2 separate regions of the Mus musculus genome follow, and region 2 is linked to region 1. Evidence: chromatin loops called from intact Hi-C (ENCODE). Cell type or tissue: heart. All regions are shown on one strand. Links, peaks and the distances in the headings refer to the core of each region. The heading gives the core; the rest is flanking DNA. Region 1 overlaps Maml2 (mastermind like transcriptional coactivator 2). Region 2 overlaps Ccdc82 (coiled-coil domain containing 82).

Region 1 (8,348 bases), core at 302-8,301:
TCTTCCCTACATTCTCCTTTAAAGGCCACACTGTGGCAGACAATTTGATGATGGCTGCATTTTTCCATATATGATGCCAGGGACTAGAAACAAGCGAGATAGTTTCTTATATGATATAATTGTTTCCATTAAAAACTCAGGAAAGCAGGAACCAATCCATCAACAGGGGGCAAACAAAGGATTGTGCAACCCACAAACTTTAACTTTAGATCAGATAAAACTCAAAGCTAACGATGCTGTAAACTAAAAAAATGGTGACTGTCGTGGTGTGGGGTGCCTGTCCTCTCCTGCTCTCTCAGTTCCTTTGCCCCTTCTCTCCCTTTCCTTTCTCTCTGCCCACTGCAGACTTGTTAGCCTCTATATCAGCCCTTCTATCCAAGTCTGACCATAGTCCCCTTGTCTGTTTGGATCTCACATCACTTTATTAACAAGACCTCAAGGAAAGGAGCTCATTCCAGACTCTCCCCTTGGCTGTGTGAGTGCAGCAGTTCTCTACGTAGTCTCTGTGTATGTGTGTGTGTGTGTGTGTGTGTGTGTGTGTGTGTGTGTGTGTGTGTGTGCGTGTGTGTGTATACGAGAGAGAGAGAGAGAGAGAGAGAGAGAGAGAGAGAGAGAGAGAGAGAGAGAGAGAGAGAGAGAGAGAGCACTTGCCATGGATGCTAGGAAGAGTAATCAAGAAGCTGTGAGGTGCTGTTGATCACAGTGTCACAGCGTGGTTACAGTGTGTCACAGTGATCACAGTGTCACAGTGTGGTTACAGTGTGTCACAGTGGTTAGAGTGTGTCACAGTGTGGTTAGAGTGTGTCACAGTGTCTATGTGTGGTTACAGTGTGTCACAGTTTCTACCTGTGGTTACAGTGTGTAGTTACAGTGTGTGGTTAAAAGAGAGTACACCAGCAAATGTCTCTGTTTGCTCTTGAAAACCTGGACATTATGGAGCTTGAGCTTTCTTCTAGAGATGTCTAAAAGTGTGGGAACTGTGGTCCTGGCCACTGTGCTCCAGAACTGGAGAAGCATGGCCCTGGGAAGCACAGGGGCCACCAACATCTGCCCTTCAACTTCCAGCATCCTGCTGGTTTCAGAAGTGTGCGACCCCACCGTTCCTGATGGAACCAAATGCACCTCAATTTAGTCCTGCTTCTTTTACACCCCAAGTTCTTCTTTCCTCTGCAGTTGCTTATTCATTTCTATCTGAAAAACTAACGTGTCATTGTAATCTAAAGGAAAACTATTATGATCTTTAGCTAGCTTCAGGTGGCATTAAAGCCATTGAGCATTTTCTTCAAAGTCTGCCTCTGTTCCTGTGTCTTCCATGGGACCATAAGTGCCTTCTACCCTCAAAGTTTTCCTGGAATTACCTGGTTTTCCCTCTCCCAGGCATACTCAACCTGTGGACTTTGGGCTGCAGAACCATGGATAACAACATTAAGAGAGCCATGTCTCAATGTTCACATGTGGGATGCACGGGGATCCTCCTCACATTGCCCTTTAAGACTCACTTTCTCACATCTCCCTGTAGCATCTGAGTGCACATAATGACACATTTTTAATGTGACTTTCACTTTTTGACCATGGGTCAAAGGAAAACCATTTCTCTGCCTGTATGCTCCAAATGTAACCATTTCATAATGTGGTGCAAGTTTTCATTTTATATCTCCACCAATGTCATTTTAAAAGGCATATATGTGGCTCTAATTCTTAAGTTTCAAAGGTTTTGGGTTTTATTTATTTATTTATTTAGAGACAGGTCTTGCCCTATAGTCCTGTCTCACTTGGTATTCACTGCATAACCCAGGCTGGTCTCAAACTCATGGCAATCCTTCTGTGAATCACCATGCCAGCATGAGTAACTTTTAAATCATTTTCCCTGAATATGAGTCCTTTAGAGTTCTAAGGCTGTTTGTTTTCAGTGGATGCCTCCACTTGCACATCTCACTTGCTGATTCACTGTATGCCACATAGTCCTTACCATCCTTTGGTCTACTTCCTTCCTATTGGTCCATCTCTTTCCGTGATCTCACCTCACATAGGAGCAACGTCTTACTCTTAAAACTAGCCTAATCATGAACCTTCTTCTTAATAACTGCAAGGGTTCTTCTGGATTCTGAGAGTTAACAGCATTCCGATCTTGCAATGTGGCCATGAGGATCTGAGGAGACAGCTCTGTGGGTAAAGCACTTACCATGTAGGTGTGACAACCTGCCTGTTGGGCTCTCGGAACTCATGAAAAGCTGGGTGCAATAGCTCATCTGCAATCCTAGCACTCTTCCACCAAGCAAAAGTACAATGCCCAGGGGCTTTTGAGAGCTGGCCATGTGTAGGCAGAGGTGATTGATGGGAGACTCTTCAAATAAGGTGGAAGATACAGACTAACACAGACAGATACAGAGGTTGTCCTCTGACATGCATGCTGTGGTACACTGATGCACACATGCATGATAAAAATAAATAAAGCAGAAGCACCTAGGGCATTCCCCAGTCAGTTGCATTTACAAATAGGCTCTGAGCTCCTCCTATATACAGCCAGAAACCTGGTAGGAAAGCAGTGTATATTTTTATGAATATTAACATTCATGGTTATGGAAATAATAAAAGAACAACATCTTCACGTTGCCTTAAAAAATCTCCATGAATATTCTTCCTTCATCAATCTCAACGTTAGGGGTAAACCTCAGAATCAAGTGTGTACTTAACATCATTGAGATGCTAGGATAAGTTCACACACACACATACACACACACACACACACACACACACACACACAGGCACATACACACACACACACATACACATACATACACACACATACACACATACACAAACACATACACACACACATACACACACACACAGAGGCACATACACACACACACACAGGCACATACACACACACAATACACACACCACACACATACACACACACACACACACACACACACACAGGCACACATGCATGTACACACACACGTGCACACACACATACATAATAAATAGCAAAAATGTATGTCACAAATATTTTTTGTGTGTTTATTCTTTACTGGGACTTTGAGTCCCACCAAGGGAAGAAGGTATTCTCATTGTGTAAAATGAGCCTGAAATCTGGCAAACTGCAGGTATTTGGTAGCTATCTTTTTTTTTCTTTTTGAGAATTCTTTTAATTTTTTTATTACTCTTTAAGATGAGCATGTACCATTATGGTGTTTACAGACATATCTGTTCTTACTGGCCCTCTCTGATTTCATCACTTCCTGTTACAGGCTTGTTACAGATGAGTTAGTATTACTGTTTATTGAATCAATTACTATGACTTCTCAATGTGTACAAAATAAGTACATATAAGTCCTGGTGCTGAAAAAAATGTATATGAGGAAATAAAGAAAACTAGCTTTTGTTTTGCCTCAGTTTCCAAGTCTAACCTTTCCCTGAGTCAGTCTATGTTTCATGTGTTCCAGTGATGAGAATACTCCACAGGAAGTGTACAAAGAGCTCAGCAGCCAACACTTACCAGCTCAGCAGAAAGACACTAACAGAGCTTCCAACAGCAGAGGGTATTGTCATCAGATAGTTTCCTAGAAAGGCCTCAGTCAACCTGCTATTGTAAGAGTGTTACATCACGGGAGGAAGTGAAAAGCCACAGCTCTCTTAAATGCATTTGATTAACAACATCTGCTAACCTTCTTTGTAACAAAGGACCAAAGCCAGAATACACATACACATACACATACACATACACATACACATACACATACACATACACATACACATACACATACACATACACATACATATACACACACACACATACACACACACACATAAACACACACACACACACATACACATACATACACACACATACACATACACATACACAAACACATACACACATACACACACACACACACACACACACATACATACACACACACACACACATACACATACACATACACATACACATACACATACACATACACATACACATACACATATCCCAAAGAGAAGCTGATATCAACTTGAGAGGCCCTTTTGGGAAAATTAATCTCCTGAAACCCCTGTGGAGGATGTAAGAGTAGAGATTATGTGAATGCCTGTTTATGCTTTGCTCCTTGGGTGGATTAATTAATTTTTGAAGCAAAAACTCAAATTTTATGCCTCACCAGTGGCCACAGTCTTTCTAGTGGTTCTTTGACAAGGCAATCCAGATTTTTAAAAAAAAAAAAAAAAGCTAAGAAAAGTTAATGTCATATAAACACATCATAGAAATATCTACTTTGATTTTTATCTTGTCTCCTTTTTATTAAGATAATTTTCCCCCCAATATACTGTGAATGTGCTTGTGATTGAACTGGGGTCTCATAGCTAGCTCAGGCTGGCCTAAAATATCCTATCTCCATGCGTCTGCTTCCCAGTGCTGGGGTTACAGACATGCGCCCCATGTCTCGTGTGGAATGACTTCCAGTATCAAACTGTGAGGGTCCTGACGGGCGACCCGATGTAAGATGATTTTAGAGTAATTAAGTACAAAACAGAGCCATAACTCCTCGTCTACCTTCGAGTGGGAGAACCTAGTGTCTGTGCCCTCTTTCAATGGTCTTCGCATCAGCATGCTCTTCTCCGTAGTTCTGGGATTTTGACTCTGTGTGAGGAGTGCCAATGGCTAAACTGCGGAGGGAAACCAAGCCTCAGTGCCTCTCCCAGAGTGTGCGGAAGGAAGGGCTTATCAGCTGAGTCACCGAGTCACTGGAGACACTGAACCCTGGAGCGCTGAAGCTGACCAGAGTTGCATATCTTTCTACGCTGGTGAAATATTTACACTAGACATTATAAATCTGAGTGACAAATCTGGGAAACCACCTGAAAAGCCACAGGAAATATTCTATCCTTATTCAATATGGAACTACTTCATGGCACAAAGGAAAATAAAAACAAAGGAATTGAAATCTCAGAGTAAATGTGCAGTGAATGAGTGTGCACATGAGTGTGTGTGTATGTTCCTGTGTGTTCCTGTGTGTGCATGTGACTGATTGTGTGCTTGTGTGTACAGGTGTGCATGCCCATGTGTGCCCACTGTGGCCAGAAGAGGACATTGGGCATTCTGCTCTGCCTACCACCCTCTGCCTTTCCACTTGAAGCGGGGTATCTCAATGACTCGGGAGCTGTCTATTTTGATTACGCTGGAGGCTAGCTGGCTCTTGGCATTAGACTGTCACTGTTTCCCACGTGTGGGTTTTATGTCAACTCTGGTCCTCATGCTTGTGAGCACTGTTACCCACTGAGCTACCTCTCTAGACCTAAAATATCTTTTACCAGGACCAGAATTCTGTTCTGTTTGGCTACCATCTAGAACAAGGTAGAAAGTACACCACACACGCCCCAGCTGGTTCCATAACAGAAACCCAGCATGCAATGGTGCAATGGTTCAATGGTGCACCACTGCTCACAACTCTGTTAGCCCAGTTTCGCACTGGACACCAGCACGAATGGAATAAAGTTTTGGCAAAACCTCAAAGGTATTTTAAAATTCTGTATCTACAAGTAAATATAATTTTATCACAGTGATACCTAAACACAAAGTCAATAAAACTTAAAAGAAAATACACACTCTCTGCTAAAACACCAAGCCAGTAGACTAAATTTTCAGCACATGATTTAAAACAAGTAATTTGTGTTTATTCTAACTTCATGGATGTGGCAGGGTATGCAAAGTTGGAGAGATGTTGGTAGGAAAATGGCTATGATAAAGTTGGGGTCTGATCCCTTTACTAAGCATGTCTGTGACCAGAATTCTGTTTTAGTCCTTCAATCTCAAAAAGCAGAATGATAGGAAACACTGGGAGAGGCCAGATCATGCATCTAAAACCTGGCTTTCTAAGACCAGAGCTTAGAACAACAGTGCTCTGTGGAGATAACTTTTTTCTCAACCCGTTAACTCTGTACAGGGCTGAAGTAGTAGAGGTGCCATTATTTAGCTCCTACTCTGTTAGCCTTCAAGCACAAGTACACTATTATATAATTAGCCAGCAGGCAAAAATCAAAGAGGATACAGAGACTTGAGTACTGTGGAGTACCCTTCTATTCACAGGCTCATCTTGAGGGTCTATGGAATCGCAACGACCTCAGCAGAGAGTAAATGACAGATGACTTTGTTCACAGATTTGAAACGCAGTGCTCACAGTTCTAATTCATGTATCCTGCCGCCCTTGTCAGCGGACTCCCTAGTGTTTCTATAAGCATCAGTCTTAAGTGTACACTGTGATGTATCGACAGTCCTCAGACACCTCTGGGTATTTAGTTAAGCTCATAGTAGTTAATAGATGTAACCAGCTTGGGATGGTTGTGAGGAAATTTGTGTAGAAGAAACGCAGGTGGAATGGAGAGGTGTGCATGGTGGCTTTTGGCAGAGTGTGTTTTATTTGGCATCTTGTATTTCTTCCCTATGTCCAACATCCTGTGCCTAGGACATTAGAACATTCTAATATTCTGACATATTCCTATAACTAGGAATACAACAGCACATATTCAAATCTCCTCAGCCTCCATTTTTTGTTTACTTCCAAGCATTTTTATAAGCAAATATCTAGGTTTTATTTTCACATATAAAAGTACTTAAAATGTTGGGAAAGAATCAGACCACAGATTCTAATTAAATTAATAATTAGAATCAGGCAAAATTAAGACCTCTGACTCCTCCCACTTTCCTGATACTTGGGAGCAGTTCACCTTCCCTCCTTTGACAAAGAATGGCCACTGACTCCCCTGGGGTCACCCTTCCCTGACAGGTGGCAGCCATTTTGTCCTAACACAGGGTATGTGGTCACTTCAGCACTCCTGGTGAATTCAGACACTCTGGAGACACTGGCTGCTTTACACCCATCCACAGCTTCCCTCACTCTCTGGCAATAACTGAATTCTGAGGGATTTTCGGAGACTCTTTCAACCCAGCAGAGAACCATCTATTTAGCACTCTGATGCTCAAAATGGCACCCTGGTGGCTGGAAGAGATGGTAGGGAGAACTCGGTTCATCAAATATCAATTGACAAAGCTGCTAGTACCAATGTTAGCACTACTACCAAAAGTCCCCTTCTGCTTCTGTCCTGTTTCTTCAACAAGACTGAAAATGAGCACAGTTTACCCGCACAGACAGCCAACTAACTGTCAGATTAGGCCAACAGAGGAGTGGGACAGGGACAGCAAGCGCCTCAGATCTGCTTCACCCCAGGTCACCAGAACCACGTGCACACCCTTTGCCCACTACGTGTTAAAATCTGATGGAGATGTAGTTTTGTATGAAGAAAACTGCAAATATTTAATATTAACCCCAACTGAATTTTCTTTCACGGATTGGATGGAATTCTGAGGAGTGGTATTAGTCACTTCTCAAAGAATATCTTCTGTGCATTCCAGTCAGTGTCTCTTTATCTCTGAATCACTATTATTAGCTAAGTAGAACACTGCATTGAATCACGATGAAGACCCAAAGTTCTCACCACACACACACACACACACACACACACACACACACACACACACACACACACACCTGTGCAGTCTCTGGCCATAAGGCTTCTTCTCGCTTTTGTTTGGCTTTTTACAAAATTGTTATAATTTTGATTTTATTTTATGTATTTATCTATTCAGTGTATAATTAGATCAGAGGACAATCTGTGAAAGTCAGTCCTCTCCTTCTCTGATGAGGATCCTAGGGAGGGAACTCAGGCTGTCTGCCTGGACAGGAAACACGTCCCCTCTCTGAGCCATCTTGCTGACCCTTGTATATACAGTATTCTACTCACAGGTGAACTTTTCCCCTTTTTTGTGCATATTACCTACTTAGTTGTACTTCATATATTTCATATTTCAGAAAAAAGGAGTAAATAAAATCTTACTGTGTGAATTAACCTTTTCATTATATTCTTCTTCCCTCTCATGTGGTAGAAGTATTTTATGTTTTATTGGTAGTATTTTAGTTGAAGCCTCTTAGAGTTCTTTTGGAAGTGATATTTGCATCTCCTTCATTCATCATCATCCATGATGGCTGTAAACGCATGCACCTCACCATTTCATCAGAAAATGTTGTGCCAGCTATAGGCTCTGTGAAGAGTACACACGTCAGCAGGATCCTTTTCTCTTGGGTTTATAATACTTTTGCCTAGGAACTCCTCCCAGTGACCGGACTCTGGGAGTAATGGCTGGGTCACAGAATTGATTCCCAGCACAATGTGAGGCAACCCAAGAGCCCCAAGGCAGAGTGATGTTCTCAGGACTTTCAGAATACCTGTATACTAATGTTATCACTCCAAGATCCAATTTATATGACACATGACTTGTGTGGACTGCCATGTAC
Region 2 (8,348 bases), core at 301-8,300, 190 kb after region 1:
TGCCATCAAGACTAACACATTAGGGATGGTAGCCCAGAGCCTTGAATCTTTCAAGATTGAACATAGGATGATTACCATTGGTTTGCATCCAGGCTGGGCTACATGGTGAGCTCTAGGGCAGCCTAGGCAACAATGTAAAATCTTATCTTAAATGAAGTAAAAAGAAATTAAAAAGAAAAAGATAAGTGCATAGGAATACAGCAAAGAGCGAAGACAGTTAACCGTCTAGCCTTTTCTTTCAGAAATCAGATACTTATTTCACTGGTCTTTTTTTTACTTGCCAAAAAAAATCTTTTTTATGTCCAGTCCTGATAAATGTATGAAATGATCTAGCCACCCTGACAAGAGTTGATGTACTTCTCCAACTCTTACACTATATCTTACTTAGTGTTCTACCTATTGAGCTCAAGACGTCTAAGAGATAATCATATAAACATACTCAACAAGTTGATGAAAATGTGGACATTATACTCAGGAGAAATCTTGCCTGAAGCTAAATATTAGGGAGTTTTTGCTTATATACTAGGCTAAAGTAGTGGCAAACTGCTCTAAGTACAAGCAAAATGAAGGCAGTTGATGAAGTCCTGGGATATACAAAAGATGAATGGCAAAATTGGGAAAGATTAGTGTCATAATCCAAAGGAAAGGCAGGGGACAGTGGTAATACAGAAGCTACAGAAGAGGAGGAACATTCAGGAGTGATAGTGGCCAATCGCAGCAAAACAATGCAGGGTTAACATAAGGACTGAAGAGTATGCTGGTAAGCAGAGGTTATCCAGTGTCACTGTTTATTACTCTGTAATCATACAGGAAACAAGTAAAAAGAGAATAGAACATGTCAACTCAAGAAAGGAAGAACAAGAATACTGTTATCAGTTGAGGAAAACACAGCCTGTTGAATGAGACTACTGCAAGTACAGAACACACAAAATAAAATAGTTTGCATGGAATATGAAACACAAACCCCTGAGGCTGAGATATTTAATATTAAAAGTAAAGCCAGTACTCTCTGGAATTTATTCAAGTGTGATACAGTCTTCTGTCCACAGAAAATTCTGAACACACGTGTAGATATTAGTTTTATTTATAATTACCAAAACATGGAAAGAAGCAAGATGTTTTTCAACAGATGAGTGCATAAACTGTGGCAAATCCATACAATGCATTTTTACTTAGCAATGAAAATAAATGAGTTATGGCACCTGTTTAGCCATGGGAAAAAAACTGAAGATGCACAGTTGGGTGAAGAAACCAATAGGAAAACTTACACGCTGTGGTGTTCTTAATAATTCTGTGACATACTGGAAATGTTAAAAACTATGGCAACAAACCCAAATAAGTGGTTTCCTATGGCTCTAGGAAAAGATGGGAATGCACATTTACTACTTGACAAATTGCTGTAATTAAACACTTAACAAGAAGTAACCTAAGGAAGGAAGAATTTATTTTGGTTTATTGTTTCAGAGTATAGTTCACGACAGCAAGAACAGCTTGCAGCTATGTAGGCAGAGGCATGAGGCTGATTATATCACAGTGAAGGGAAAATGACAACAGCGAGAGCCATAAGCAGAGTTTGAGCTATAACTCCTGAGCTATAACCTACTCCCTAGAAACTTGCTTCTTCCAGCTATGTCCTACCACCTAAAGTTTCACAGCACCCCCCCCCAAACAGTGCCACAACCATTGTTCAAGTAGTCACATACACAAGTCTTCAGAAAGCCTACCATAAACTATAACAGATAAAGAACATTTTAGGACACTGAAATCATTATGGTAGGTATCTGTCATTAGACAGTAGTCAAAATCCACAGAGGTACAAGCCAAAAGAGGGCTCGAATGGGAACTATGAATAAGTTTAATGTATCAAGACAGTATCATCAATTGTATCATCATTTGTAACAAAGGTATCAAACCAGTGTAAGAGGTGAGTGAGGACATGACAGTTCTAATTTTCATTCAAAATTTCTCTAATTCCCAAACTTCCATTAAAATACAGCAAGCAGAAAGGAGTAGGTAGAGAAGGAATTAGAAGTAGTTTACATATACTAGTCTTGTGCTTATTTAATGCAGTCTCTATAAAGAATCTATAATGATAGTATATCTCCTAATTGAGTGTTCTTATGATGTAAATACCTAAGTGGCAAATGAACCTGTACCTGTTGATTCAAGAAAGTTAAAGATTAACTTGGAAATGCCTTGCTTTCTTCCTTAATTTGTCAAGTTTCCTAAAGTAGGAATCATATTTCTGCCTACTGTTTCATTAAAAGTTGTGGGATATAAGTTAAACTCATACTTAATTTTGTTATACAAAATGTTATACTTCTTAAAATAATTATTTAGGAAGACTCTATTCTTTAATATATCAACCTGTTTCTGTGAACTATAAAACTTCATGAAAAAAATCTTTGAACTTATATACAATTATATGGATCCAATTGGTGATATGCATATTTAAATGTCCCCCAACTTTTCAAATTCTTTTATTTATAATTTTATTAATTACACACACATATACACACGGGGGGGTAAGGTAAAGAGAGACAGAGAGAGGGAAAGAGAGGGGGAGACTAGATAGGGGAGAGAGAGAGAGAGAGGGAGAGAGAGAGAGAGAGAGAGAGAGAGAGAGAGAGAGAGAGAAATTTTTCTATTTTTGGTAGTCTTTATTGTGTGAAGATTTAAATCCCTGATTTTTAAAAAAACAGTAATTTTAAAGTAAGTGCGCTGTCTAATGTCTATTTAAAGATACCAGCAAGATCCACAGTTATCAATATTAAAATACCATATTTTTCTGATATTTTCACTGTACAACTGACAAAACAGCTGCCCCTCACAAAAAGCAGAGCACTAGCACCAAACAACTAACTATGATGTCAGTCACCACAGTGAGGCTCTGGTGATAAAAATTATCCAATTGCCTAGGAATACCCTTGATGAAACAGTAAAACTGATCACTTTCATTAATCTTTAATATGCACGTCCTTTAGTACTATGTAGGAAAAACTTATACTGCATAACAAAACAGACTGGAAGTTCTGAGGAAAACTCATCCATGCAACTGTTATAACAGGAGTAAAGCTCCATCTGTCATGAAACAACTTCTTCAAAGAACAATGATAAGTTGGATATTCAGTAATATTTGTCAAATGTCTTCTCAAGAAGGAACAAGCAATCCTGTCAAAACTTTAATTATAATTTACTGTGTTGGTTGCCAATAAATAAAGCCAAGTGTTTAAGTAGAAATCATAGTTCCGAAAAACAGATATGTAGTAACTGCATATGGTAGCTTCTCAATATTATGAGGATATTTTGATGCAATTAAAATGTTAACAGATGTAAACTAAACATATACATGTGAAAATACAGAATATCAGCAAACCAGTATTTTCCAAATGACCAATGTCCTGTAATAAAATCATACATGGGTAAAATAGCCTATAAAATGCAAGATTGCCAATGGTTTGTACTATGAGTGTTAAAAGTTCTTTTATATGGTTTCAGCTTCCATAGTACAACTAACTTTCAGGAAATTATCATTGGCCAAATTTTTGTGTATTAACATTATCTGATAAGAATATCAATTATTATGGAAACAATATAAAGATGTTCTTCCCTTTTCCAGCTGCATGTTAGTATGAGGCAAAACTGTTTCATGTACTTCAACAAAACAGCACATTAGGACAGACTGAAAGCTGTTCAGATACAAGAATTCAGCTGCCTTCCAGTAAGATCAACATTAAAGATAACTAGAAGGGCAGGAGAGGTGGCTATGTGGTTCACAGCGCTTACTGCTCTTCCAGAGGACAGGGTCAGGTTCCCAATACCCACATCAGCAGGCTTACAACTGGCTTTAATTCCAGTTCCAGGTGCTTCTGCGAGCACCTGTTTGCATGCATATAGTGTGGATAAACTCACACAGGTATACATACATATATATAATTTAAAACATATATTCAAAACTATTTCAAAGTATGTAAAAGAATGCCAGCCTCCTTTTTTGGAAAACAGTTATTTGCCATAAAATGTTACCATAAAATATAGTGTGTTTTCTAATTAATAAATGTGTTTTAAATTGTATTTACAGTGGTAAATACTGATAAAGTTAGCCTGATAAAAATGCTTGTTTCCTGGGGGATCATTAGTATAAAAGGGAAATGAATTCCTTAAATCACTGGAATAAACTTTTATTGTCAAATTTAAAATACTCAAACATAAAAACCATAATTCCTAACCAAATGTTTTAGAAGATGATATTAGTAAGCTTTGATGCATTATATAATGATTTGAACAAGGCAGAAACCTTGCTTCATATTTAACTTACAAAGAGAATTCTGTTTTACTAATTTCAGTTGTGATGTAGTCAGATTTTCTCCTTGTTGATTGCTATTCTCGTCATCGCCTTCCTCATTTCGCACTACAAAATCATCAATCATGTAATCATCCCCATCTTCATCATATCTGTAATCATCCTCGTCCTCATCTTCATCCTCCTCACCAGTGCCTGAACAAGAGTCCTTTTCAGAGTCCTAATTAAATGAGAGGAAATGCTTCAGTAAACATCGTGCCTTTAAAACAGCCAGCATGGCTTTAAAATTAAATCTGAAAGCCTAAAACTTTTACACATTTTAAAGCTAACTACTGAACTTTTAAAACCGAGGAACTATAAATTTTGGTTATGTTTGGTAAAATGTTTAAAATGAATTAAGAATATGAGCAATTATGATTGGGAAAGATCATACAGAACAACAAACAGTTTTGATATATTTTTAAAGGAAAGTGGGGCAAACAATAAAATGTTATTATTAAATACAATAGTACATTATGACATTTAGAAATGCTTATTTTAAAGCTCTAGCCTTATTGAAAATAGAATAGAGTCAGTACTTTAATGTTTATAGAATCTACTTTCAAGTAAAAATTCAACAATAATAAACCAAACAAAATAAAACACACCTCAAAATTTCTACCACTATTGCGCCTCCGTCTCTGGCGTGATCTCTCAGAAAGCTCCTGTAGCTTCTGGTGGTATTCTCGCTTTCGAGCAGCTGATGACTTCTCAGGAGTTTCTTGCTCCATTTCCAATGAAGAACATTCATCCTCGACCACCCTGCGTGGGTGTTTAGCACTTGCTTTTCTAATTAGGATATCACTGTCATCGCTCTCATCACTGTCATACATCACAGAGGACAGCCTTTTTCTTTTTCCTGGCTTGATGTATTCATCTTCCATATCTTCCTCTAGGATTTGCCCAGTGTGTCTGTTGTGATGATTCTCTGCTTGACCAGGGTGAGCTTCATCATCTGGTAAGTCATTATGTTTGGTTTCCTTCAGTTGTTCTTCATCTGCTGAACTATTGCTGGTGTTTGTAAGATGTTTACTGTTGCTTCCCTGACTTTCAACTTTGATTAATTTAAGCTCTGTTTCCTTTTCTGGTAGTTCATTAATATCAGACTTCTTGCTAATATCAAGCTCTTCATCACTGTCAATACTTTCCCCACTATCATGCTCTTCATCGCTGTCAAGTTCCTCATTACTATCTAGCTCTTCATCACTATCAAATAACTGTGAGATGCTTCTTTTAGTCCGATGCCAATCAACTCGAGATTTTTGTTCAGGTTTTTGGGTTTTAGAATTTTTTCTTGTTTCGTGTCTTCTAACATGTACCATTTTCACTTAAGCTTCTATAAAAGAAAGTTATTAGGAACATAACCGTGACAACCAGATTACAGCAATGAAAACAAGGTACACATTAATTTGAATTCATTAAATAGTTCACAAAGGCATGAATCACATGAAATACTGGAGTTAAAAAATCACAGAACAGTTAATATTAAAATAATTAATTGAACAACTATTATTTTTATGAACACTTATTCTTAATTATGTTGTGCTGAAAAGAATACAGAGGAAAAATCATGTTCTTGTATCCTTTAGAAAACTGAATTAAACTTAAGGATGCAAACATAATTAAGAAAAATTGAAGTAGTCAGTGTTAATAATAAAAATAAATGTGATAGAAATGTCAAGATATAGAAAGATTAGTAAGGCAATTAGTTCACCAAAATAATTTCAGACAAGTTAGTGTGGTGCACACAAAACTGGTGCTGATAATGAACATGCTATACTTAGTTAATAAGTATCACTGAAAAGGGTTAGACAGCTTCCGACAGGAGCAATGAGACAAGAACAGAAAACCATGAAATTACAAAGATATGGCTTGGAGGTGGCTTACTGGGTAAACTTGTTTGCCCTGAAAGCATGAGGACCTGGGTTAAGATCCCTATCACACACATGAAAACTGGGTGTGGCAGTGCACACAAAGCCCAGAAGGGGACAGAGACGGGTGAATCTTAACAGGTGGTTCCTTGCCCTATCAGTCCAACTGAAATGGCAAGTTCTAGATTTAGTGAGAAGTGTTGTTTCAAAAAATAATGCCAAGAAACAACTGAGTAAGATATCACTACATCTATCTCTAGTTTGGTCAAATACCTGCATTGGTGAGCAAACCCACATATGTTGCATATATGTGTCCAACACACAAATACATGGAATTAAAACATGATTTGTCCTCAGGCAAAGAAGGATTTAATTTGGAACAGAAATCACATGAAGCCACAAGTTACATGAACAAAGTTACAATAATGGATATAAAAGAGATGACAATGCAATGCTGAGAGATAATCTATCTGATAAGACTGTTGCAGCTATATTCCTTAGCGAAGTGTAAATGGAGTTATACTACACGTAAAATGTACAGAATAATCCAACGAAATTTACTAAAAATACAATAACATAGTCAAATGAAAATGGTAAGAAAAGTTTCATGGTAAAGCAGAACATTGTATAAGGAAGAAAAAAGCTATCAGCTCATGAATTTATAAAATATATTTCACTAAATTTATCACAAGCATGTATTAAACTACTGACAGGTAAGATAACTAGAAATTTAATAACATATATATACTTTTGTGGTTGCAAAGGAAGAGAATCACAAAGCAATATGACCTCATTATACATGTATAAGAGCTTATGGAAATTATTATGATATTATTCTACAATAGCCCATATTTCTTGTCTTCCCATTACTCATAATATCATCAAAGGATAAAACAATAGTAGAACCTTAAAGCAAAAATAATCCAAGACTGTAGAAATAATCATACTGCTCATGTTTTTTATTACAAACATTAGCTTCAAACATCCACTTAATTTGTTTCACTTCTAAGGGACTGTTAGAAGCTTAGAGAAAGAGAAATGTTTATAAAATAAAGATTAACTGTCATTGAAAAATATTTTTAAAATGTGTAACTAACTATGAGGGTAGTATCAAAGCTACATAGCCAAAATAATTTTAAGCAATGCTGGCATTGCTGGACCAAGTTTACAGTGTTCCAAAATTATTACTTGGAAAAGGAAAGAATGTATCAATCATTTAATTGTACTAATCCTGATATGGTTATAAGGTAATATATCTCCATATAATGGTAACTTCTCATATAAAATCAGAACAACAGAAATTATAAGATTATACACTAAAGATGATCTGTATAGCATAGGCTGAAATGTAAGTTTGTGATAGTATCTGCTACAGGATATAATTAATGTAATAGAAATAATAAGTAATGCATACCAATTAGTAAACCAAATGGCCTATTTGAATTATAGTTGGTTATAATCTATAATCTATTTGAGTTATACTTGGTTATAAAGCCAAAAAGATAAAAACAATAAAAGTAAATAATGAAAATTATCTTATAAACACCCATAAATCTAGCATTCTTCAAAGCATGCTTTTTGTACACCTCACTGCTTTCCAATATTTCCACCTAATTTCAACAGTTTCAAACAATTTTTCTTTTGTTAAACACCAGAATAAGTAGACAGCTTATGTTTGGAAGTCATAGAGTAAAAAAAATATTTGTAAGAACATATAATTTTCCATAAGCCAATTTTGTACATGTGCAGTACACAATCATGGCTTTCTAGGAAACTTGTTTGAATTGGGAGAAATAATAAAAACACTTCAATAAAAATACAAATAGTGTTTCATTAGATACATAAAAGTAAATATGGACAGTAAGAAATATTGATAGATGATTTAGTGAAAGATGATTTTATTTTAGTACACAAAACAAATTCACATACATGAGATTGCTCTTATAAAACTAGAACATGCTCAAAGCACATTTATTTTACTGGGTATTTCCTAGAACAACATTAGAAATGATTAAGACTATCCTTCTATTAAGAAGACATATGACTATACATAATGATGGCATAAAAGAAATAACTTATACTTAAAATTGATCAGTATACTTTCATATTTACTTTTAAACCCTGACAAAGAATAT

Evidence for each region. A loop is a pair of places that touch in the nucleus more often than their neighbours do. Peaks named below come from ENCODE experiments on the same cell type or tissue, not always from the same donor. Only the 100,000 strongest peaks of a DNase experiment are listed, where the experiment ranks them.
Region 2: a loop joins it to region 1, with 3 times the contacts of the local background. A loop is called at or near these places in 2 of 42 quality-filtered maps.

The regions. Positions count from the first base shown.
Region 1 is chr9:13,438,909-13,447,256 of GRCm38, reverse strand. All of the region lies in intron 1 of Maml2 (mastermind like transcriptional coactivator 2), which reads right to left. Among named protein-coding and RNA genes, the nearest start is that of Phxr4, 12 kb to the right of the region's middle. In heart, for the core only: no CTCF peak of the experiment used is centred there; a DNase peak (open chromatin) is centred at 4,686; H3K27ac peaks cover 1,484 bases.
Region 2 is chr9:13,249,401-13,257,748 of GRCm38, reverse strand. It overlaps Ccdc82 (coiled-coil domain containing 82), which reads right to left. Exons shown (of 9, transcript NM_025534.3): 3 at 4,951-5,678; 4 at 4,319-4,523. The coding sequence starts at 5,664. Among named protein-coding and RNA genes, the nearest start is that of Ccdc82, 6.6 kb to the right of the region's middle. In heart, for the core only: no CTCF peak of the experiment used is centred there; no DNase peak of the experiment used is centred there.